3 separate regions of the Mus musculus genome follow, and regions 2 and 3 are each linked to region 1. Evidence: chromatin loops called from intact Hi-C (ENCODE). Cell type or tissue: heart. All regions are shown on one strand.

Region 1 (8,000 bases):
TAAACCTGTACATAAGAGTTCATGCCTATAATCTCAGTACTTGACCGGGAGAGTCAGGAGGCTCAGAAGCTGAGGGTCAGCCCTCGCTACATAGTGAGTCTGAGGTCAGTCTGGGCTGCATACGACTCCATAGAAAGGAAGGGAGGCTAGAAGAGAGAAGGGGAGGTTAGAAGGGAGGAAGGAAGGATGCAAGAGAAAGGAAGAGAGGGGAAAGAAAGAGGAAGGGAGGAAGGAAGGGATGGAAGGAGGGAGGGGAAATGTAGGAATGGATACGCATGCATATGATCTCAGTGCTCGGGAGGCTGGGCCAGAAAAATCACCAAGATAGCAAGTCAGCCTGACTACATAGTGAATTTAAGGCCAACTTGAGTTACAGAGGAAGACTCTGTCTAAATACATAAATAACATTATATAAATATATATACTAATTATGGTGTACTTATTAAATAATACAAATAAATAAGTAGAAGGCTCCCGGGGAAAGGCCTTTGCTGCCTGATCACTGGAGTTCTGTCCTTGGGACTCACTGCCCCTGGCAATAGTCCTCTGGCCTCCACATCTGTGCTGTAGCACACTTGCCCACAGCTACACACCCACATCCTCACACACAGTTAATTGGTTTAGAAAACCAGAAGGAATGGGTGAGCCAGCCACCTGTTACTGTAAGGCAAGGACGGAGTACAAATAAAGTCCTGTTCTTGGTGCCACAGCCAAAGACAACATGGAATTGTATGTGTGCGTGGGCGTGTGTGTGTGTGTGTGTGTGTGTGTGTGTGTCTGTGTGAATGTGTGAGTATGTGTGAATGTGTGAGTATGTGTGAATGTGTGAGTGTATGTGTGAATGTGTGTGTGTGAGTTGTGTGTATGTGAATGTGTATGTGCAAATGTGTATGTGTGAATGTGTGTGTGTGTGTGTGTAGCGTAGAGTTCAACCTTCAACTCCAGCAGTCTCTATGGTTCAGACTGATGTCAAGCTGAACTTGAACCACTCCTCCATCCTGTGGCCCAAAAGATACCAAGCTAGAAGTCACTCCGCCCTGTCTTCTATGAACTGTAAATAACAGAGACGCTCACTGGAGTAATTAGAAGAAACTGCTGGCCAAGAGCTCTGAGAAGGGTTAGGTGTGGCTTGAAGCACTCTGTGTATTTTTGCTAAGCCAAACATGTAGCCAGTCAAAAATACGAGTTGTTTAACAAGCTTATAAACTTGGAGTGACTCTTCACATCTTATAGTGAGGTCTGGGGTTCAAGCATCTCAGCATCAAAGTGCCTACCGTGTGCCGCGCTCAGCCCTGACCACTGCCTCCAGCCTCAGCTTACTCTGCTGCCCAGTTAGCTGACTGGCCCAGACAATCGAACCTCCGATGTTTGTGAAGGAGAAAATGACACTGGACAAGGAGTTGTCTGCTGGTGCCTTAGCCCTCCCTTCCCCCTCCTTCACCTGCCCAAGAGGCTCTCACATGCCCACCCACTACCCTCTCACTTGAGAAGAGCGTGTCTAGTAGGCTCATCGGCTCCCCCAGGCTCTCCGATCCTGACAGGGAGCTCTAGTATAAGCCACCTTGATGTTCATTCCCAGTGTTTCCTGTTGGCACTATTTCTAAGTGGTAAGAGCTGCATCGAGGTGTGTAGCATCCTGCTGACAGGGTAAGTCTAAGGCAGGAAACACCCCATAGCAACTGCTCCACACGTGACCTGAGTTTGTCACAGACTCTGGGGCTGCTCTTGAGGCTGCAGTGGGTGAGGCAACTCGTCTGTGGCTTCCCTGGCCACCGTTGGATTTCCTGATCCTTGCATTTCCCCCCAGACCTAAAATCTGGGTCTGCTTCTCTGCCTCCCCCAACTTCTGATCCACGCTAACCTGGAAGCTGAGACAGAGCGATCCTCCGGCTGAACACTTCGTTCACCTTTTCCAGAGCCCTGGGACAGTGTTGCTACTGTTCAGAGCTCTGGGTGACCTTGCTGTCCCACACCATACAGCTATCTACTAATTAAACAGTCAGGCAACATTATAATTAGGTCAGCTACAGGTACTGATTTGAGACTTTGGCTCCATTCCTTCCTCTCCAGGATTTGAGCACTGACAGGGAATGTCTCAATCGTCCAACAGTCCAATTTCTCAAACCCCAAGTGGATTCTTTACCCTGTCTAAACCCACCCTGATAGTCCAAGACTTGTGGCATCTGCCCCAATAATGGTTCAAGGAGAGACATGGATTCCTGCATGTTTTCCTCTGCCCAACACACACACACACACACACACACACACACACACACACACACACACACACACAATTAATTATTTGATAAAGAGAAGTTCTAGGGCTGGTGAGATGGCTCAGCGGGTAAGAGCACTGACTGCTTTTCCGAAGGTCATGAGTTCAAATCCCAGCAACCACATGGTGGCTCACAACCATCTGTAATGAGATCTGACGTCCTCTTCTGGTGTGTCTGAAGACAGCTACAGTGTACTTATGTATAATAAATAAATAAATCTAAAAAAAAAAGAGAAGTTCTAATCTCATGTGTACTGGATTTTGGAAAGCCATCAGAACATGCTAAGAATTCTTGACACAAAAGTTCCTCACCCCACCCCTGGTCCAGTTGAATCACATTGGTCTCTTCTGCAAGATGGCATGACTCCATGAGCCAGGCAACTAGAACCTGTGTCCCCTCCTCCCAACAACAGCCCCTCCAGGAGAGAGTGCCAACTCAACCCCTACCTTTGATTCAGAGGAAGGCCTCAGGAACGGGTGCTCTGTGATGTAAGAGCCCAGGTGCCAGTGTGGAAGGCTGTCAGGAGAACGCCTGTCGAGCAGGTCTGGTCTGGAAGTCTTAGGAACTAAAGGACAGAAAAGAAACGATTGAAATCCAGACTAGTGCACCTACTGCCTTCCTTCCGACTCATCCTCATAGCATAAGTTTTTTGAATGTGTGACACTCACACATAGCCTTCTCCCATTCTTTCCCAGTCAGAGGAGAGCACCAGGCTCTGACTTGTTCCATCTTAGGACAGATGGATTAATGGGTGGATTGTTCTGTTTGTAGACATCGAATACACGTAAAACCACTACAGGTGCTGTCTCTCAGCGTGTTGGGATCCACAGTCCACACTGGCTTCTGGCATCTGCCCTTATTTTGGGGAGGGACTGCTTGGTTATTTTTTCAAAATAGAATCGCATGTAACCCAGGCTGATCTCAAACTCCCTATATAGCCAAGGATGGCCTTGAACTCCTAATCTAATTGTCTCCACCTCTCTGGAGCTGAGACTATACACATACGATTTACTCTTAACCCCAAAAGGCCCAGCTCCAACTAGATTAGGAGAGCCTTGATTTTGGCTCAAGACTTGCCATTGGTAACATGTGCTAAGGCTTCCTTTATCCTCTCCCTCTCACCCAGTGCTGCCACGAGAGCCCTGGACACGAGCAAGCCCAGCATGGGCGACAGTAAAGTTGATTTCTGTAACAGTGTTCTCCCAAGCCCGCTTGCCTCAGCAGGACTCTCTCCAGACGGTCCCCACCACACACAGCTCCCTCTCCTCTCATTCTCACCTTTGATTTGTCTTTTATTGCCAAATAAAAAGCTTGCTACCTCAACAACAAAAAGGAAGACGGATTTCTACCCTGATACATCAAAAATCCTTTAAGGTTTCATAAACACAAGTAATTATTACAAAGGACTGGGGCCATAAGGAAAGAAATGGGATCCAGCTAGCGTGGAGCACTCTGGGGACTCTCGTCGCTGATGGCCCGCCCTTGCTGGGCCAGTCCGAAGGAGAAAAGGCCGGTGGCTGCTGACAGGTCTCTTAGATGCCTACGGTTTTAGAATTGACAACCAATAGATGATCTAACAAAGGCCATTGTGTCTTCTGTCTGAGAAGCAGAGACTGTCCCAGAAATCAGAGCGTATCTGCTTGTGCACAGGACAACTCTGAGAATAGGCCACTTTGCCACCTGCAGATCAGCACAAAGGTCTTTATATTGTCTCTCCCCGCTCTCGTTCCAGCTTATTCTCCTTAGACACCAAGTTCATTAAAGCAGACATTGAAACAGTTAAACCCAATCAATTTCTCTCCACTTTCCATTCTCACACCCATCAGCTCCCTCACTTAGGAGACGCACTTGCAGGAAATGAATATTCCTCTACATCTGCTAGCTCTGAGCAGGAGGAACGTCTTACAGTCTTGTATCAAACTGGCTCTTTCCGGATTAAAAAGTAATTATTCCAAAAGACGGCTTTATGGTTAAAATTAAACTAGCTGAAAGCTATTAGAACCTGGACTTTGGACAAATGCCAAAGAGGGCGCTCTGGGCATCTCTTGAGAAGGGGGAGAACTCACCAGAAAGAAATCTTAAGCAAATAAGCATATTAAAAAAAAAAAAATAGGGAAAATGCTGAAACCTGTTCCGCCACCCTCCCTCAGTTAGAGGCACTTCTAACATTAGGAAAGCGAAACCAGCTGTGGGTGGGGCAGACCTGCCAGGTCACCCTGCCTGAAGAAACCCAAGATTGTGCCTACATGAGGGACGTGCAGCCGTGGCACAGAGGCAACAACCAGCTGGCACTCTGTATGGCTGCTTGCCTGGGGACCCGGCACGAGAACTGGATGAGACAGGTCCATGTGTCTGTGGTCACTGGCTCGCTGTTTGAAGTTAACTTCAGTGACTTGCCCTGGTTTGTTATTCCACAGTTTGATTAAGGAACAAGCGGCTAGGAAAACAAAAGAGGGCACTAGCGTGCAAGGAAAAGCCCCAGGGCGCTGAAAGCTTGCTGGGTCAGGAGTACTGGAGTCCCAGTGGGTGTGGTGGGGTAGGGACCAGGGCACATTTGGTAGAGCCAAGACGGTTCCGCGGCGCCCTCTGCTGGTCGATTGCGACTACACCTGCGGCTAGACTGATGCTGGGCTGACCCTGAGCGCCTGCCGTTTTCCTTCTCATCCTGCCCTCTGCTGGACAAGAACCCTTTCCACCTCAATCAGGCCTCAGAAAATAAGGTGTGTTAGGCAGAAATCTGCTGGGGGCAGGGAGTGGGGGAGGTGGGAAGCATCTATAAAATGGTCACGGTGGTCACACTACTGTCTGAGCTGTTCTCGAGTAGCAAATGAAATGCTCTTTTACTGGTGACTTTCTGCTTCCACCCTCATGTGGTCCTGCTCAGTTCCTTGGAAGATCTTTGACCCTATAAGAATTTCCGCTGTCTTGTTCACTATCTGACCTCCACCTCCACCTCTTCCATACTGAGGTTTGGGCTCAGGGCTAGCAAATGTTAGGTGAGCAGTCTGGCTGAGCTAAACCCCCAACTTCCTTCTTCTCTTCGAGACAGGAAGATCTGGACCTCATCCTACATCAGTCTCCTAGGTAGCTGGGGTCACAAGCCTGCACCACCATGCCAGTTCACAAGTATTCGTGGTCTTTAAAATTTTTTAATTTTTTAAAAAATCTGGACAGATGAACCATCAGTTAAGAACACTTGTTGCTCTTGCGGAGAACCCAGGTTTCGTTCCCAGAACCCACAAGGTGGCTCATGACCATCTGTAACTCCAATTCCCAAACATCAGATGCCCTCTTCTGGCCTCCATGGGCACCAGGCACTCTCACAGTGCACAGACAAACATGGAGGCAAAAATACCCATGCACATAAAATAAAATCTGAAGTACAAAATAAATTGTATCACATTATTTATTGTGTGGGAAGGGGAAGGCGTGTGGGGCTCACTGGCTCTCTGATGCAGCTCTGGAGGAATCAGCTGACTCCTTCCCCTGTGTGAGTTTCAGGAACAAAAACTTTACCTCCTGAGCCATTTGACCAGCTTTCACGAGTAAATACTTCTTCTTTCCCTCTCTTCTTCCTTCCTCGTTCCTTTCCTTCCTCCTTTCCCAGGATTTCAGGTATTCCAGGCTGACCTTGCTATGTGGCCAATTACGACTTTAAACCACTCGTCCTCCTGTGTCCACCTCCTAAGTACTGCGATTACAGGCATGCTTTACCACACTTAGTTTACCAGTGTGGGAATTAAACCAAGGGCTTCACGCTTGCTGGGCAAACAGTCAGCCAAGCTACATCCCTAGGCTCCGAACAGCCTTTCCGACAAGTCCGACATAAATTAATCTGCTGTTGATTATATGCTCAGTGTATAAAACTCCTACTAGCCTCTCTGTTCCCTGGGTAAACATATTACTGTATCCTTAGCACCTACCTACCATAGTACAGTACTCAGTGGTGTACTTGTATGTAGGTGCTTGGTAATACCTATTGAATCAACGCATAGATGAATCAATCATAGGAACTGGTATACAACAGCCGGAAATGGAAATAACAAGGTCAGACAGCTCGGGAAGAGGGACTCTATTTTAGGAGAGGTGGCATGGTGACGTATGTTCTTAATTCCTGCACTTGAAAGGCTGAAGCAGGGAGGACTCTGTGAGGTCAGCCTGGTCTACACAGTGAGTTCTAGGCCGGCCAGAGCTACATGGTGAGACCCTGTCTCACACAGCACCATGAAGGGCTGAGGGGATGGCTCAGCTCTAGTTGAACAAGCCTGAGAGCCTGAATTCAGTCTTTGGTTCCTGACAACCACAGTGGAAAGGAAGAACTGACTCCTAAAGTCGGCATCTGACTTCCACATGAGCACTACAACACACACAGGCTGTGGCACACATAATGTCCGCTCACGTCCACATGTGTAAACATACACACTAGTAATACATTTTAATATGGGGCGGGGAGGCATCTTCGCAGCTGAGCACCTGGACAGCATGTGTGATGCCTTAGGTTCACTCTCAGAACAAGCAACAAACGCAAGCAGGAGGGCCTTTCATTTTGAACGAGAGTCTGAAACACATTCTGAACCCACGAGGTGCTGGTTTCACAACATAGCAAATGCAGTAAACGCCACTAGACTGCAACTTTACAATCTAATTATAGTTATATGAATCCCAACTCAATAATGAAAAATGAAAGGACATGATTGTAACGTAATAATTATGATCATTGATCGGTAAACAGTACAAATCCTGAGTAAGTTGGCACGCAGAGCACGACTCTCATGCGCCTTGTGGTTTACACACATGGTTTACTGAAGAGATCCCCTCCAGCAAGCCACAAGTGCACACGGGAATAGATGACACCATAGATAATCCCAGTGGGCCTGGACACACATCCTGTCAAAAGCTCTGTGCCCACTGCCCCTACTTCTTTCTCAGTCTGCTCTATATCAATTCATCAAAAAGATCTTCCTGGACTAGAGAGACGGTTCAGCGGTTAAGAGCACTGACTGCTCTTCCAGAGGTCCTGAGTTCAATTCCCAGCAACCACATGGAGGCTCACAACCATCTGTAATAGATCTGACGTCCTCTTCTGGTGTGTCTGAAGTCAGTGACAGTGTATTCATATAAATAAAATTAATAATAATAACCTACCTAAGAACAATCTTCTTCCTGTTGTCACCTGCCTTTAGGCTGCTTGATTCTTTGTTTTGTTTTGTTTTGTTTTTAATTGCTTTGGTTTGGTTTGGTTTTAAGGCATAGTCTCTTTATGTAGCCTTGGCTGTCCTATTTCTGCTTAACTTGTAGACCAGCCTGGCCTCAAACTCACAAGCATTTGCCTGCGTCTGCCTCCTAAGTGCTAGGATTTAAATGCAAAATGTTTTTCTTTTATGTGACATGTGTGGCTGGCTGCCTGCCCTGTCTATGTGCATCACATATGCCTAGTATACAAGGAGATGTGGAGAAGGTGTCAGACCCCTGGAACTGGAACTGCAAACAGTTGTGAGTCACCATGTGGGTGCTGGGAACCAAACTCAAGTCCTCGGCAGAAGCAGCAAGTGTTCTTTGGGTTGTTTTGTTTTGTTTTTCAAGACATTCTCTGTGTGGCCCTTGCTGTCCTTAACTCACTCTGTAGACCAGGCTGTCCTTGAACTCAGAGATCTGCCTGCCTCTGTTTTTAACCAGTGAGCCAACTCCCCAGCCTGATGTTGCTCACAATGATTTAAGCAGAAT
Region 2 (8,000 bases), 360 kb before region 1:
TTTCATCCATTTATTCATTTTACCACAGTTCCTTTTATCATGATATCCTATGTGGCAAGATTGCAAAGGTGACATCCCTGCAAAGCAGGACCAGAAAGCAATGACAGGCAAGTGCAGAATGCTTTGGCCCTACAAAGCCCAGTGAAACCCAGTAGAGGTGAGCTGGTTTTGCTGTTGTTTGTATGGTGATAGCGTTCTGGTTTTGAGACAGGATCTCACTATGTAGAGCAGGCTGGCCTTAAATTCTTGGAGTTCCACCTGCTTCTACCTTCTGAGTGCTGGGATTAAAGGTGTGTGCCATCGGGGCTGGAGAGATGGCTCAGTGGTTAAGAGCACTGACTGCTCTTCCAGAGGTCCTCAGTTCAAATCCTAGCAACCACATGGTGGCTCACAACCATCCGTAATAATATCTGATGCCCTCTTCTGGTGTGTCTGAGGACAGCTACAGTGTACTTACATATAATAAATAAATCCTTAAAAAAAAAATTGTGTATGCCACCATGCCCAACCTTGGTTTTCTTTTTAATTTTTATTTATTATTTATGTGGGGTGGGGGAAGCACACACACGTGCACACTTGCTACCATGCACAAATGTAGGTCAGAAGACAGCTTTGTGGACTTGGCTCTCTCCTTTCTCCTCTATGTGGGTTCTGGGAATCAAACTCAGGTCTCCAGGTTTTTGTGGGAAGCGCTTTTACCTGCTGAGCTGTCTCACCAGCCTGTGATGAGTTTTGATATTGGAGCCCTGAATAGAGAGAAAAGTGGAAAGGATAGCAAACCAAAGGAAGTAAGCATGGGCCAACTGGGGGTGAGGGAGCACCCCTGGGTGTGGCATATGTGGAGGTGAGATGTTCTGAGATCCCCCCAGTAAATTGGACATAGTAACCCTGTGTTAGCAGTGGTTAGCTGTAGGTGTTTGCAGTATGGGTATATTACACACACTGTATGGAACACTTACCTGGGAGCCATTTGAGGTCTAGTATTTTGACCTATGACCAGGTCATTCATTACACGGGAAACTTGTTTATATTGGCAGATACCCTGTAGCTCTTGTCTGTTTCATGGCCAGTGTTATGGTGGCACTCGGAGCTGAACTGCTGAACTGTGTTCTCCCGGTGAGTGGAGAGAGAAGTCTCAGAGGACAGATGCAAGTGTGCCGTGTAGGAGAATAAGGTGCAGATCAGCTAGTCACTCATTCAGTTGGCAATGAAACCAACACCACTAAATTCTTTTGCTTTTGTCTTCTATCTTTTTTTTATTTTTTTATTTTTTATTTTTTTTTTTTTTAAGATTTGGAAGGTTTTAGAAATCTGCCTGCCTCTCCCTCCCAAGTGCTGGGCTTAATGGCATGCACCACCATGCCCGGCACAACAAAGGCTCCTAACAATGAACTGTCTCTGTAGCACAGCTCCCCATCTCTCTGTAGGAGTGCTGGTTCATAGATCCACACCAGCACATCAGGATTTCTCTGTGGTTTCCAGGGATGGAGTTAGGGGTGTGCAGCAGTGTTCTTAGCATTGGGTCCTCTCCACGGCTCATCTTTTGCCTTTTGTATTACAGCCGTTCTAATAGAGGTGACATAATTAATGTACCATCGCACTTTTCATCTCATTTCTCTTAATAATGCTCAAAGTCATTTAACATTCCTGCGTCTTTGTGTTTAACCCACCTTAGCCTTCAACTTTTGTCTGCCGACAGTGTCCAGAATGGTGGATTACAGATGTGTATCCAGAAGGGTGGATTACAGATGTGTATCCAGAAGGGTGGATTACAGATGTGTATCCAGAAGGGTGGATTACAGATGTGTATCCAGAAGGGTGGATTACAGATGTGTACAGGCTTGCCCAGCTCTTTTGTTGGTTGGTTGGTTTTAGTGCTTGTTTTGAGGCAGAGTCTCATCATGTACCGCTGCTGACCTGGGACTCACTGTGTAAACCAGGCTGGCCTTTGACTCACAGATCTGCCCTTGCCTCCAACTGGGATTAAAGGCACATAACACCTGGCCCAGCCCCTTGTCCAGCTCTTGCTGGCTATCTGTATCTTTTTCATGAAAGATGTCTACTCAGAGCTGGGTGTAACACTCTGTCTCAGCAAGAAAGGAGAGAGGGGGCTATATGTTTAGGTACTCTGCTCATTTCATCATGGGTATTGGGGAATTCTTCACCTTTCCAACTTAAACCTGTGGAACACTCAGTGGCTCATCTCTAGAAAAATGTGTAATTGTTTCTTCTGAATAGAAGGGGGCACATAAAGATGATGCAATATGCCAGGCACTCGGGAGGCAGAGGCAGGCGGATTTCTGAGTTCGAGGCCAGCCTGGTCTACAGAATGACAGAGTGACAGAGTGTCTCTGGACAGCCAGGGCTACACAGAGAAACCACGTCTCAAAAAAACAAAACAAAACAAAACAAAACAAAACAAAAAAAAAACAAGGAGGAGGAGGCTGGGAGGCTGGAGAGTTGGCTCAGTGGGTAAGAGCACTGACTTTTCTTCCAGAGGTCCTGAGTTCAAATCCCAGCAACCACATGGTGGGTCACAACCATCTGTAATGAGATCTGATGCCCTCTTCTGGTGTGTCTGAAGACAGCAACAGTGTACTCACATTCATAAAATAAGTAAATCTTAAAAAACAAAAAAGGGAGAAGAAGAAGAAGAAGAAGAAGAAGAAGAAGAAGAAGAAGAAGAAGAAGAAGAAGAAGAAGAAGAAGAAGAAGAAGAAGAAGAAGAAGTTGTTTCCCCAAGGCCTAAGAATTCAAGGTTTAGTATGCTAAACTCCAGGAGGCAGCCCTGACCCCCACAGCCTTGCCTCGTGTCCCCTATTTCTCAGACTTTAGGAAGTTACCTCACATCCTGCTCAGTTAGCAAGCCTAAAGCATGTTTGTAAAACTTTATTTTTCTGAGTCATGGTCTCTTGTAACCCATTCTGGCTTTGAACTTGATATCTAACAAACCTTGACCTGACCTTTTGCCCCCACCTACCTAGTGCTAGGATTATAGGTGTGTGTCACCATGCCCCGTGTACATGATAAGGGGACCAATCCAGAGCTTTCTGTGTGACAAGCACTCTACCCCTGAGCTGCGTCCCTGGACTCTCAGAACTGTTTCTTGGACAGCCCACTAAGCTTTGATGATAAGGAGCTAGGAGTAAAGTCTACTCCATGCATGGTTTAGGGTTTTTGTAGGCCAGGCTAGCCTGGAACTCACATAGATTCTCCTCCTCTGCCTCCTAAGTGCTTATAGGCATTTTAAAGATTAAAGGCAGAGTTCTTGGTTTAGAGAGGCAGATATACTCAGAATCATACAGAAAAGACACTTGGAGTGTGTAATTACAGACCAAGAAAGAGGGGTGACATGAAAAACATGTCTAGTGGTTCTCCGTGTGTGGCCTACAGCTGCAGCTGGAACCTTAAGGAAATATACATCCTCCTACCCTCCCAAACCTCCCCAAACCCTAAGGTTTGACTCAGCAAAATACTTGAACAAACCCTCCAGGTGCTTTGGAACCATTGGTTGGCATAGCTGGGGGAAACAGATGTCTTGAAGGAGCCAAGAACTGAAAGATGGGGAGTTACAAACTCGGGGAGAAGAGCGTGAGCAGATCCTTGCAGCAGACCCGGATGTGTTCAGCAGAAGTAGGCTAAGGCGATCATCAAGAGCAAAAGTCTATGGCATCCTCTGCTGTGGGGAAGGAGCTCAAAGTAACAAGAGGCTGTGGAAGAATACAGTCTAGCTAGCTAGCTATTTATGGTTTTTCGAGACAGGGTTTCTCTGTGTAGCCCTGACTGTCCTGTCCTGGAACTCACTCTGTAGACCAGGCTGACCTTGAACTTAAATAAATCTTTGAAAAAAAAAAGTATTAAAAAAAAAACAAACAAACTACCACCACCACACCAAACTGGCTAAGACCCAGGCAATGGAGGAACACACATTTGATCCAGCACTCAGGAGGCATAAGCTGGCAAATATTTATTTATTATATGTAAGTACACTGTAGCTGTCTTCAGACACTCCAGAAGAGGGCATCAGATCTCATTACGGGTGATTGTGAGCCACCATGTGGTTGCTGGGATTTGAATTCAGGACCTTTGGAAGAGCAGTCAGTGCTCTTACCTGCTGAGCCATCTCTCCAGCCCTATTGTTGTTGGTTTTTGTTTTTAATATTTTTATGCTGGGTTAATGCCTTTAATTCCAGTACTCAAGAGGCATAGTCTGGTGGGTCTCCCTCGCAAGGCCAGCCTGAACTACAGAGTGAGTTCCAGGACAGCCATGGCTACAGGATTTCATGGAGAAATCCTGTCTTGAACCCTCCCTCAAAATATTTTTTTAAATTATTTTGTGTGTATGGGTATTTTTGCCTCCACGTGCATGCAATTCCCATATAAGCCAGAAGATGGCATCAGATCCCTCAGAGTTACAGATGAGTGGGCTGCCGTGTGGATGTTGGGATTTGAACCTGGTTCCTCTGGAAGAGCAGTCAGTGATCTTAATCACTGAGCTATCTCTCCAGCCCCTCAGGCAGTTTTAAAATCTAATTTAGCAATTGAGATAGATAATCAGACAAATGTAAGGAAAGATGTGATCGAGGAAGAGACAACTTGGAGAGGGGCCAGGGCATGGACATGGGGGTTGGAAGGCTCACAGCTGTGTGTGATGGATGGGAACAGAGACAGAAAGGGATCATCAGTACTGCATCAGATGAAACTTTATTTCATGTATCTGTTCAAGGGACAGAAGTACAGCCTTGAGCACAAGACTGGCACAAACTAACTACTCAAAGGAGGAAAAACAAAACAAAACTAACCATGAAGCACTGCACACAGAGGTATGACTGAGGTAGGCAGGAGGGCTGGGGTGCTTGGGTACCCCATAATCAGCACAGATGAGGTTGGAAGGACCCCTAAATGAAGAGCTCTGCCTGGATCTTGAGGAGAGTGGGCCACTGGAGGACAATGACACCACCCATGGCATTCCTGGGACTTGAGGGCCTACACCAGGAAGTAACCAAGAGAAGGCCACCTGGTGGGGCAGGCCAGCCAGGAGCCTAGGACCTGGGTTTCCCTGAAGGTAATGGAAACCCCTGAAGGATTCTGGACATGAAGAAGACAGAAGTCATCCTCCTGTTCAGGGAGTGGTTTGAACTCAAGAGCTGGGTGATGCCAGCACAGTGGCTGGTCTCTGAGTGCTCCTTCAGAGGGGTGGCTATGGCATGGTGGCCTTGGTGATTTTTATGGACTTCGTGCCCCTGCTGCCTGGACAGAAGTGTCTGGTGAGGTGGGGTGTGTCTTGGAGTCTGCACAGGGTTTCTTGTTCATTGGTTTCTTGCACATTGGCTCCTTAACTCTCTTGATGATAAAAGGTGCCTCGTGCTTTTGCACCGGAAAACTGGGTGCTTTAGCTTGGTTTTCCAAGCTGCTATTAGCCATGATTCTGCTGTGGAGTTGCCAGTATCGCCTGGCCAGGCTCATCTCCACAGGCGTAGCAGGTATTCATAGCTAAGGAAGGTGGCAGCATTGACCGGAAAGGCACGGGCGCTGTTGAGTGTCATGCCCTTGAAAAAGACCCCTATTCCCTCCTGCCGGAAGCTGCTTGCCATGCAGTCCAGCATCCCTCCATACTTTCTTCCCTTCAGCCCATCCATCTGCATCCGGGACTTGATCACATCAAAAGGAGTGGCTGTGATCCAGGAGGCTATGCCTGCAAAGCCCCCTGCCACCAGAACTGTGGCTGAACCTGGGACAGAGGGAGCCAGGGTTGAGTCAGACTAGAACAGAGCATCTTCCAGTCCCCTCCTTTAGTTCCCTCCGTCGCCTATGCTGTCCCCCCGCCCCACCCCACCTCACCCCACTTACTGGGATTCTGGCCTTCTGGTGTGTACTGGCGACATAGCCCTTCATAGGTGACAAAGTACATTCCTAACGTAGGAGTGTCTCTCAACACCAGGGCCCAGGATCCTCTGAACAGTCCCTGGGGTCCTTCTTCTCTCAAGATGGAGGCTGCACAGTGCACAGGCCCCCGGTACCGGGGCATAGAACTCGATATCTGCATCCTTGGCTCTGTCTGGTTTTGTAGACGGACTTTGATGAGGTCAAAAGGAGCCAGGCAGTAGGCCTGTGGAGAAAGACATGGAGGAGACTGGGTGGGGCTTAGGCTTGAAAAATGTCAGCTTTTCATCACAACAGGGCAGAGAGACTCCTGCCATCAGCTCCTAGCCTCCCACATGGCTGGGTTTGGCCAACTGTCTGGGTGCAGTTGAGAACAGGCTGCCTCCCTTGTTATCAGGTCTGATAGGCTCAGCACTGGACTCTCCTCCTGAGATAGCAGGCACAAGCACTCAAGGACGTGTGGGACTAGGCTCCTGGGCTTCCTGATTGCAGGGAGGACCACATGTTTGCAGGGGCTGGGGCTCAGTAAAGGTTCAGCAGCAGGAAACTGAGGACCTGAAGCTGCAGAACAGACCCAACATCATAGAGTTGCTCTTCCTTCTGCATTACACCTCTCTGAAGCCCAGGACACCCTCCCCGCCTCTGTCCAAAGGGCTGATGGGGTGAGATGGTGGTAACAGGTGGGATTTGGTAGGCAATAGGCAGCCAGGACAGAGATCTGAGGTGGCTCTGGACTGAGCTGAGAGGATGTGGAGAAGAGGGGGTCACCATACCAGTGAGGCTGGAGTCAGGGATGTAACTAGGTCAAGCAGCTAGCTGTTCAGGGTGATCTTTAATCTCGGCACTAGGAAGGCAGAGGCAGGCAGATCTCTGTGAATTCAAAGCCAGCTTGGTCTACAGAGCAAATTCTAGGCCAGCCAGTGCTACAGAGTGAGGCCCTGTTTCCAGACAAAGCAAGAGAGGCTACTGAAGCTCAAATGAGGTTCTACCTGGATGTGTGGGGCTCCTGCCTGTAACTGGTGTTCTGGCTGGGTGTGCTAGTCTCATGTCTGTAATCTAAAAGCTTCAAAGAAAGAACTACAAAGAGTTCAAGGCCAGCCAAAGCTACACAGTGAGCTCCAGGCCAATGTGGGCTACGGCAGACTGAAAGTATCTCAATAGCCCAGCTACTGGGGCTGAGAGATGGGGGCTCAACAGTTAAGAACACTGGCTAAGGCTCCAGAGGACCTAGACTCAATTCCCAGCATCTACATGGTGGCTCTGTATAGCCATCTGTATCTCCAGTTGCAGGAGATCCAACACCCTCTTCTGACTCCGGTAGGCACCAGGCATGCACATGATCCACATGCATGCATGCAGGCAAAGCGTCCACACACATAAAATAATAATTAATTTTAAAACATTTACTACAAAAGGAAAAAAGATGACTCAGTGGATAAGAGTTTATACTACTGTCTAGCGGACCTGAGTCTGGATACCGGCACCCATCTGGGATCGCTCCCAACTGCCTGTAACTCCAGTTTCAGGGTATCACCACCCTTTTCTGGCTTCCACAGGCAGAATTTAAATTTGATTTTAGAATTAAAATGAACTTTTTTTTTTTTTTTAATCAAGGAAAGCTGCTGGCAGTGTCACATACTGTCGCCTTAGCGGAGGCAGAGGCAGGGTCCTGGCTGAAGCTGACTTGTGTCTGGGTCTGGCTAGAAACACGTGAACCCTTGTGCAGCTCGAGGCCTGGTTGGTAGTGGAGGGGCTGGCAGCTGACTGGTGCTGGGTTCTGGCAGATGCAGGCCACATTTCATGCTTCTACTACAGCAGAGGGTGGAGCCCCTTTGTAAAATGGGGCTGATGTTTCTCCCAGAGCCTGCCAGCAGGGCTGAGCTGAGACATTTAGGAGTGGGCTCCTGACCTGGAGTTCCAGGGCTGAAGCAGGGGCATCTCATGGGTTGGGAACTGTGGAGCCTAAAGGGTTACTTAACCCCAACCAAGGCCACAAGTAAAGTCTGTAGCAACAGAAGCCTTCAGCTCTTGCCCCTTCCTCTCAAGTCCTCATTGAAACACAATTGGCAGCCAGGCATGGTAGCGCACACCTTTAATCCCAGCACTTGGGGGGGCAG
Region 3 (8,000 bases), 250 kb before region 1:
AAGTCAGCTACAGTGTACTCACATATAATAATAAATAAATCTTAAAAAAAAATACACATTTGGTCTAGTACAAAACTCAAGGTAAACTCAGCTGAGGAGTGAGCTATTTTTTCTAAAATCTTGGACATCCTGATAAGCCCTTAGAAACAGTGATCACACGACTTTATTTATCGCCTTGCTTGTTCTGTGACTATTTGTGTTTATTGCCTTGTTTGTTTGTTAACCTAGAATTGACCTTATTATTTGCATGCACTTAAAATCGTATAAAAGCAGACAGGGAAAACATAACCCTGCCCCAGCCTCGGCACTGGCTGGGGTCCCGCTACAGTGGTGTCTAATTGTCTTTTTCCTTCCAATCCTTGCTCCCTCCCTGGAGATCCTGCTGGCTGCCTGAGCTGGGTCACTCCCCTCTGTGAGTCTAGGGGACTAAACTCAAGCCTGATGACAAGTGTGTTGACTGAGCCATCTCACCAGCCTAAGGAATCACAGTTCCTTGGTTTCAAGATGGTAACAGCCGTGTCATACTCAGAGGACAAGAGTTTCAGATATCCAAGAAGAGAGATGTGAAAGGCCAGCAAGGTGGCTCAGTGGCAGAAAGGTGCTCGCTGCTATTCCTGATGACGAGTTCAATCCCTGGGCCCCTGATGAAAGAAGGAGAGACTAACTCTTGAAGGTTTCCATACATACAGTGGCACTTGTGTCTACACACATACAAACACACATTTACACTCAAATTAATTGTGCATATAAAATATTTAATATACATAAAGCTATTTATTAAATATTAAAGAGTAAGTAAATTAAAGGATGTGGAGACAGGGCATGGGATGAGGGTGCCACCTCTCCCCGTCTCAGAAAAGATGCTGGGGCCGGGCGTGGTGGCACACGCCTTTAATCCCAGCACTCGGGAGGCAGAGGCAGGCGAATTTCTGAGTTCGAGGCCAGCCTGGTCTACAAAGTGAGTGCCAGGACAGCCAGGGCTACACAGAGAAACCCTGTCTCGAAAAACCAAAAAAAAAAAAAAAAAAAAAAAAAAGAAAAAGAAAAGATGCTGGGAAGCTTGGGAGTCATCAGGTTCCCAGGCTAGCCCACCTTGAAGTTTAGATAGGCCACCCAAATCTCAGGTGTCTATGGGCCAGGGCAAATGAGAGACAAACACACAGTGCTAACCTGTTTCTGCCCATGCGGATCCAAGCCAGATGGAGATCACTGTGACCTTTATCTACATGACAGCCAGGTCCCAATAGGGTGAGTCCACTTCCTCTCTCCTAATGGTGTGACATACCACCAGCTGTCTCTGAGCTAAGTTGAGCCCAGATGCTCTCAGCATGTCAGCATAGTGATGGCTCATGACTGTTGGTGCTTAGATGTCAGCTTAGGGCCCTATGTGGGCTCCTGAGACTTCTGGAGGAGGAGGTGTCAGGACCAAGTTGTCAGCACAAAGCAGACTCATCTGTCCCAGGCAGACAAAGGGCAGGGATACAGGACAAAGACAAGAGACAGAGGACAAGGAAGGAGCAAACAAGGGAGAGGAGAAAAGGGTATTTTTTCTGAGGTACAGGGAGGAAGGCCTCTGGATAGAGTGGAGACAGATGTGGCCTATAGACAACTGATGGTTTATAAAGGTAAGATGGAGAACCCTGAGGTAGGCTGAGGTGTTTAATTTTGAGTGGGCACGTTAATAGTTAATAGGCAAGCAGGGCTTGTGCTATTTGGACTTGAATACTTTGATGGTTGACCTTGGTAGTCAGGAGGAGGAAGTAGCCAAAGTGGGGTCAGGGGAGACCTTGGTGGCTATCTGAAGAATGCAATCTAAGGTTTTTAGCAAGAAAGAGGGAGAGCGGAGGAGGGCAAGGCCTGCCAGAGCCAGGTTTGCGAGCTGGCAGGGCCCCTTCAGAGGCACCACTGAAGTGGAAACTTGAGGGCTCTTTGGAAAGTCACTTCTGTTGGATGGTGTTTTGTTGTGGGCAAACACGTGAAGGAATGTTTCCTTGAAGCACACAGGTGAAAGGCTACGGCAGGCTCCTGAAGGAACGCTTTGCTTTAGCAGGATATCCTTCCGCCTGTGTCTACTAGTGCTCTAGTTGATATAGGGGTATATTATTCAGCAATATTCAATACTTCAGTCATTTCTTTGTTGTGACACCATTCAAATAGCTCCTTTGTAATTCGCTTTATTTTCTTCCTTTTTATTTAAAAAATTTAAAATGTATTTGTTTGGGCTGGTGAGATGGCTCAGTGGGTAAGAGCACCCGACTGCTCTTCCGAAGGTCCAGAGTTCAAATCCCAGCAACCACATGGTGGCTCACAACCATCCGTAACGAGATCTGGCGCCCTCTTCTGGAGTGTCTGAAGACAGCTACAATGTACTTACATATAATAAATAAATAAATCTTTAAAAAAAAAAAAATGTATTTGTTTTGCGACATGGCCTGACTATGTAGACCAGGCTAGCTTAGAACTTCTATGTAGATCAGGCTAACCTCAAACTCATGGAGATCCACCTACCTTTATCTCTTGATTAAAGGAAGGATTAAAGATGCATATAATTGAGCCGGGCAGTGGTGGCGCTTGCCTTTAATCCCAGCTCTTGGGAGGCAGAGGCAGGTGGATTTCTGAGTTCGAGGCCAGCCTGGTCTACAGAGTGAGTTCCAGGACAGCCAGGGCTATACCTGGGTCTCTCTTTTCTTTCTTTCTCTCTTTCTTTCTTTCTCTCTCTCTCTCTCTCTTTCTTTCTATTATGTATTGTACACTGTCACTGTCTTCAGACACACCAGAAGAAGGCATCAGATCTTATTACAGATGGTTGTGAGCCATCATGTGGTTGCTGGGATTTGAACTCAGGACCTTCGGAAGAGCAGTCAGTGCTCTTAACCACTGAGCTACCTTTTCAGCCCTGGATCTTTCTTTTTTTATTTTCTTTTTTTAAAATTAAAGATTCAGCCGGGCGTGGTGGCGCACACCTTTAATCCCAGCACTTGGGAGGCAGAGGCAGGCAGATTTCTGAGTTCGAGGCCAGCCTGGTCTACAAAGTGAGTTCCAGGACAGCCAGGGCAACACAGAGAAACCCTGTCTCAAAAACAAAAACAAAAACAAACAAACAAAAAAATTAAAGATTCAGTATTTACATTCACGTGTCTCTGGTTTTATGCAGTGTGTAAATGCAATGCCCTCAGAGGCCGGAGGAGGGCAATGGAACCCCAGGAGCAGGGATTTCAGTGATTTGTGAAGCATCTGAAGTGGTTGCTGGAAATCCCACTGTTCTCTGGGAGAGCAGAAAGTGTTCTTCCCGCCATGCCGTCCCTCCAGTTCCACTTCACACCTGCCTTTCCCTCCGCTCTGGAAGCCCATCGCCCCTGCCCAGGCCTAGCCAAAGGCCACTTGTAGTCAGTCCTGACTGCTCTCTGGACTGCAGTTTAGCCACTTCCGGTCCTTCCCAGGCTACACTTTGGTGTCTGTTTAGATCTTGCAAGTCTTGTCATTAGGTGACAGAGTGCCCCCTTTCCCCACCGAAGCTTCCTTTAATCCCAGCACTCGGGAGGCAGAGGCAGGCGGATTTCTGAGTTCGAGGCCAGCCTGGTCTACAAAGTGAGTTCCAGGATAGCTAGGGCTATACAGAGAAACCCTGTCTCGAAAAACAAATAAATAAATAAATAAATGAATATATATATATATATATATATATATATATAGAGAGAGAGAGAGAGAGAGAGAGAAAGAAAGAAAGAAAGAAAGAAAGAAAGAAAGAAAGAAAGAAAGAAAGACAAAGAATTCATAGCTTGGGCTGGAGAGATGGCTCACTGGTTAAGAGCCTCTGCTCTTCCAGAGGTCCCGAGTTCAATTCCCAGCAACCATCTGTAATGGGATCTGATGCCCTCTTCTGGAATGTCTGAAGAGAGCAACAGTGTACTCACATAAGTAAAATAAATAAATCTATCTATCTATCTATCTATCTATCTATCTATATCTATCTATATATATATAAAGACTTCTTAGCTGTTAGAGCTGCTTTGATTTAATGGCTTTCAGTGTTGGTTGATGCTTATATTTATTGAGATATAAAAAAGTCAGCTGAGGCTGAGGAGGGTGGGCAGAGCTAGCAGAGCGAGAGAGAAGGCAGTTGGTGCAGAAGATATCATTAGGAGTTGAGCCAGGAAAAGCTAAGCTGAGCGGAGAGGCTAGAACAGTCGTTATAGCTTGGAGCTGCTGGTGTTGGGGAAGCTGGGAGGACAGACTGGTTAAACAGTTGTTGGGGAGCTGAGGGAGGAGTGGCTGGGAGACTCGGTTTCAGTGGCTGGGCTGGGAACACAGAGGGGACTGGCAGCGAGTTAAGAGAACTGGTTACTGATCTATAATAGGTAGCTGTGTTACAGGAGTGTATTATTTTGTTTCAGTTTGAGAAGTCCTGGCTGCCTAGAACAGTCTGCATGTGAGTACAGAGGCCCAAGGTAGCCAGGCCTTTGGCATGGGGAGTGGATGAAGTCCTGGCTGAGCGTGTATAGAACGGCATTGACATGAGCACAGCCATGTTGAAGACTCCAGTGCTTCAGAGCCATGGAAATGCAAGGCCTTCCCTGGGCCAGGCTCAGAGAAAAGGCAAAGCCTCCCTGGTCTGAGTGTGTGTATTGGTGAGGTGTGTATCGGTGAGCTGCCCACCTTTGGCTAACCCAGGTGCACGCAGAGAGTGTCATCTACTGTTTCCTTGACCCAGATGTTGACACTGTATGCAGTTGTCCACCATGGCTTTCTCCTCTGTGGGGAAACTCTGATATTTAAAGTCCACTGTGACCAGATGGCCTCTGAGCTCAGCACAAAATGGGAGACTCCCTTGTTGTTCTCCTTCTCTAACCTTGTCTGAGGGATTCTTAACACCCTTCTCCCTACCTGAGAAAACTCACAGTAGCATAAAAATCCGGAGTCCTCCGTGCTAATGAAGTATCTAGCTAGGCCAGTGAGCTTCCCTTTCTGGGCACTCCTTCCCGCCAAAGCTATCTAATGCCTGATTCACCCTTCCTGAGCTGTATGCATTTACCTTGGCCATCAAAGAAGTCATTTTGATGGAGCAAAGACCGTCTTTTCTTTTCATCAAGGATCCACATGGGGGGTGGGCGGAGTGGGGAAGGCCTTTGTGTAAAGAGCCCTTGCCTAAATCTCCCAGAGAAGGCCATCTGCCTTTCAGTCAGTTACTCTGTACTCTCTGCACTCATTCGGAACCAAACCGGCTCTGGCTTTCCCTTCCTGCCTGGCTCACGGGCACCCAGAGGGGAGGCTTGGACCTGGGACCCCTATTCCCAACTCCCAGCGGTGTCTGGGTACAAGGAACTTGGGAGAACAGAAATCTCCACTGCAGACTCCATCCACTGTTTCCCATCTGGAAAACCATGGGCTGGGAACCCCATTACTGACTGTGTACCGGCTCCCCTGAATGGCATGCCGGAGCCACTCAAGCACCCCAGCAGCGAAGCGAAATGACACCCAGCCAGACACTCCTCCTAGATGACTGCAGAGACTTCCTGTAGAGACAGGCTATCCTGCCTCCCTCTCATTTGGTGCATAGCTGGGGTGTGTGGGATCTCCATCAGAGAATTCAGCCGTGGCTGCATCTGGGCTCTGTAACAGTGGAGGGAAAGATGTTTCAGATGTTCGTCTCTAATAGTGAAAGGAAGAAAACCCAGTTCCTTTCTATTGTAGACTTTGTGGTGTGGCAGGGTATGCGCATGTGTGTGCATGCTTGTGGAGGCCAGAGGTCATCTGGGGTTCCTCACCCAGCCTGGAGGGCTGGACCTGGATTGCCAGTAAGGCCCAGGGGGTCCCCGTGTCCCATCCCCCCCTCCCCCCATCCTTTCCAGAGTTGGCTTTAACTGTGAGTCCCTAAGCCACATCACTACCTCCAGTTCAACTCTACACCTTTGGACAGGGCAGCTCACACTAGGTCTACAGTAACTGTTGCTTGCCTTCTTTATGGAGTTATTACGTGTTGAGACAAGGTCCCCCAAAGCACAGTTTAAGTGACCTCACTATGTGGCTGAGGATAGATGACCTAGACTTCCTTTTTTTTTTTTAAAGATTTATTTATTTATTAATGTAAGCACACTGTAGCTGTCTTCACACACTCCAGAAGAGGGCGTCAGATCTCATCACGGACGGTTGTGAGCCACCATGTGGTTGCTGGGGATTTGAACTCAGGACCTTCGGAACAGCAGTCAGGTGCTCCTAACCACTGAGCCACCTCACCAGCCCCCTTTTTTAAATGTTTTATTATTATTATTATTTATTTATTATATGTAAGTACACTGTAGCTGTCCTCAGATACTCCAGAAGAGGGAGTCAGATCTCGTTACAGATGGTTGTGAGCCACCATGTGGTTGCTGGGATTTGAACTCCAGACCTTTGGAAGGGCAGTCGGGTGCTGGGTGCTCTTACCCACTGAGCCATCTCACCAGCCCCGACCTAGACTTCCTAATCCTTGTCTCCACACCCAGCCCCCTACCCAGGCTTATCTCTGTGCATAGTTTACAGACTGTTCTCAGGACTGTCCCATATGCATTTGAAAAGGATATTTTCCAATGTTGATTATTTTGTTTGTTTTTTTCTTTTTCTTTTTAAAAAATTTTTGTTTTTGTTTTTTGTTTTGTTTTGTTTTTTCGAGACAGGGTTTCTCTGTGCATTCCTGGCTGTCCTGGAACTCACTTTGTAGACCAGGCTGGCCTCAAACTCAGAAATCTGCCTGCCTCTGCCTCTCAAGTGCTGGGATTAAAGGCATGCGTCACCACTGCTTAGCTTTAATATTTTCTAAATGTATATGAGCACACTGTAACTATCTTCTTACATAACAGAAAAGGGAATCTTATCTCATTACAGATGGTTGTGAGCCACCATGTGGGTGCTGGGAATTGAACTCAGGACCTCTAATGCTCTTAACCGCTGAGCCATCTCTCCAGCCCCTTTTGTTTGTTTGTTTGATTGATTTTTAAAGATTTATTTATTTATTATATGTAAGTACACTGTAGCTGTCTTCAGACACACCAGAAGAGGGCATCAGATCTCATTATGGATGGTTGTGAGCCACCATGTGGTTGCTGGGATTTGAACTCAGGACCTTTGGAAGAGCAGTCAGTCTCTTAACTGCTGAGCCATCTCTCCAGCCCCTTGTTTTGTTTTTTAAGACAGAGATTTTTCAGCCAGGCAGTGGTGACGCATGCCTTTAATCCCAGCACTTGGGAGGCAGAGGCAGGTGGATTTCTGAGTTCGAGGCCAGCCTGGTCTACAGAGTGAGTTCCAGGACAGCCAGAGCTACACAGAGAAACCCTGTCTCAAAAAAACAAAAAACAACCCCCCCCCCAAAAAAAAGGACAGAGATTTTTCTGTGTAGCCCTGGCTGTCCTGGAACTGGTCTCGAACTCAGAGATTTACACCTGCCTCTGCTTCCCAAGTGCTGGCACCAAAGGTGTGCACCACCATTGCCTGGAATTTATATCTTTTACTTTTAAAGACCTCCATAGACCAGGGATGTGGTTCTGATGGTAGAGGATTCATGCGAAGACCTGGATTTAATCCCTAACATGAAATAAACCAGGCTTGGTGGTGCATGCCTGTAACCCTAGCAGGTGATTACTTGGGTAACAGGGCCAGAAGACTGGCTGGGCGAGACAGCTCAGGGGGAGTGGGGGGCAGAGGTATTTGATGCCAACTCTGATCAGCTTAATTTGACTCCTAGAACTCACATATGAAACAAGAGAGCCCACTCCTGCAAGTTGTCTCCTGATCTCTATAGACATTCTGTGAGACACATGAACTCACACATGCACACACATGCACACGTGCACATGCTCAGGATAAAGACATGAATATAATAAAAATGTCAGAAGCAGTTCAATGTCATCCCAGGTATGTGTTATGTTTGAGGTCAATGTCATCCTTGAGGTCAATGTCATCCTTGAGGTCAATGTCATCCTTGAGGTCAATGTCATCCTTGAGGTCAATGTCATCCTTGAGGTCAA

What was found. Peaks named below come from ENCODE experiments on the same cell type or tissue, not always from the same donor. Only the 100,000 strongest peaks of a DNase experiment are listed, where the experiment ranks them.
Region 2: it touches region 1 in a loop (2.0-fold over the local background); 6 of 42 quality-filtered maps call a loop at or near these places.
Region 3: it touches region 1 in a loop (7-fold over the local background); 12 of 42 quality-filtered maps call a loop at or near these places.

What each region holds. Positions count from the first base shown.
Region 1 is chr19:5,526,381-5,534,380 of GRCm38, reverse strand. It overlaps the pseudogene Gm31166. Among named protein-coding and RNA genes, the nearest start is that of Snx32, 20 kb to the right of the region's middle. In heart, a CTCF peak has its summit at 4,902 (motif pointing left); a DNase peak (open chromatin) is centred at 4,860; H3K4me3 peaks cover 654 bases; H3K27me3 peaks cover 2,841 bases.
Region 2 is chr19:5,882,454-5,890,453 of GRCm38, reverse strand. Slc25a45 (solute carrier family 25, member 45) reads right to left here. Exons shown (of 6, transcript NM_134154.4): 5 at 5,851-6,109; 6 at 4,686-5,731. The coding sequence ends at 5,463. Among named protein-coding and RNA genes, the nearest start is that of Tigd3, 7.7 kb to the left of the region's middle. In heart, a CTCF peak has its summit at 4,378 (motif pointing right); no DNase peak of the experiment used is centred here; H3K27ac peaks cover 1,108 bases.
Region 3 is chr19:5,775,612-5,783,611 of GRCm38, reverse strand. No RefSeq gene overlaps it. Among named protein-coding and RNA genes, the nearest start is that of Scyl1, 8.2 kb to the right of the region's middle. In heart, CTCF peaks have their summits at 2,255 and 3,188; no DNase peak of the experiment used is centred here.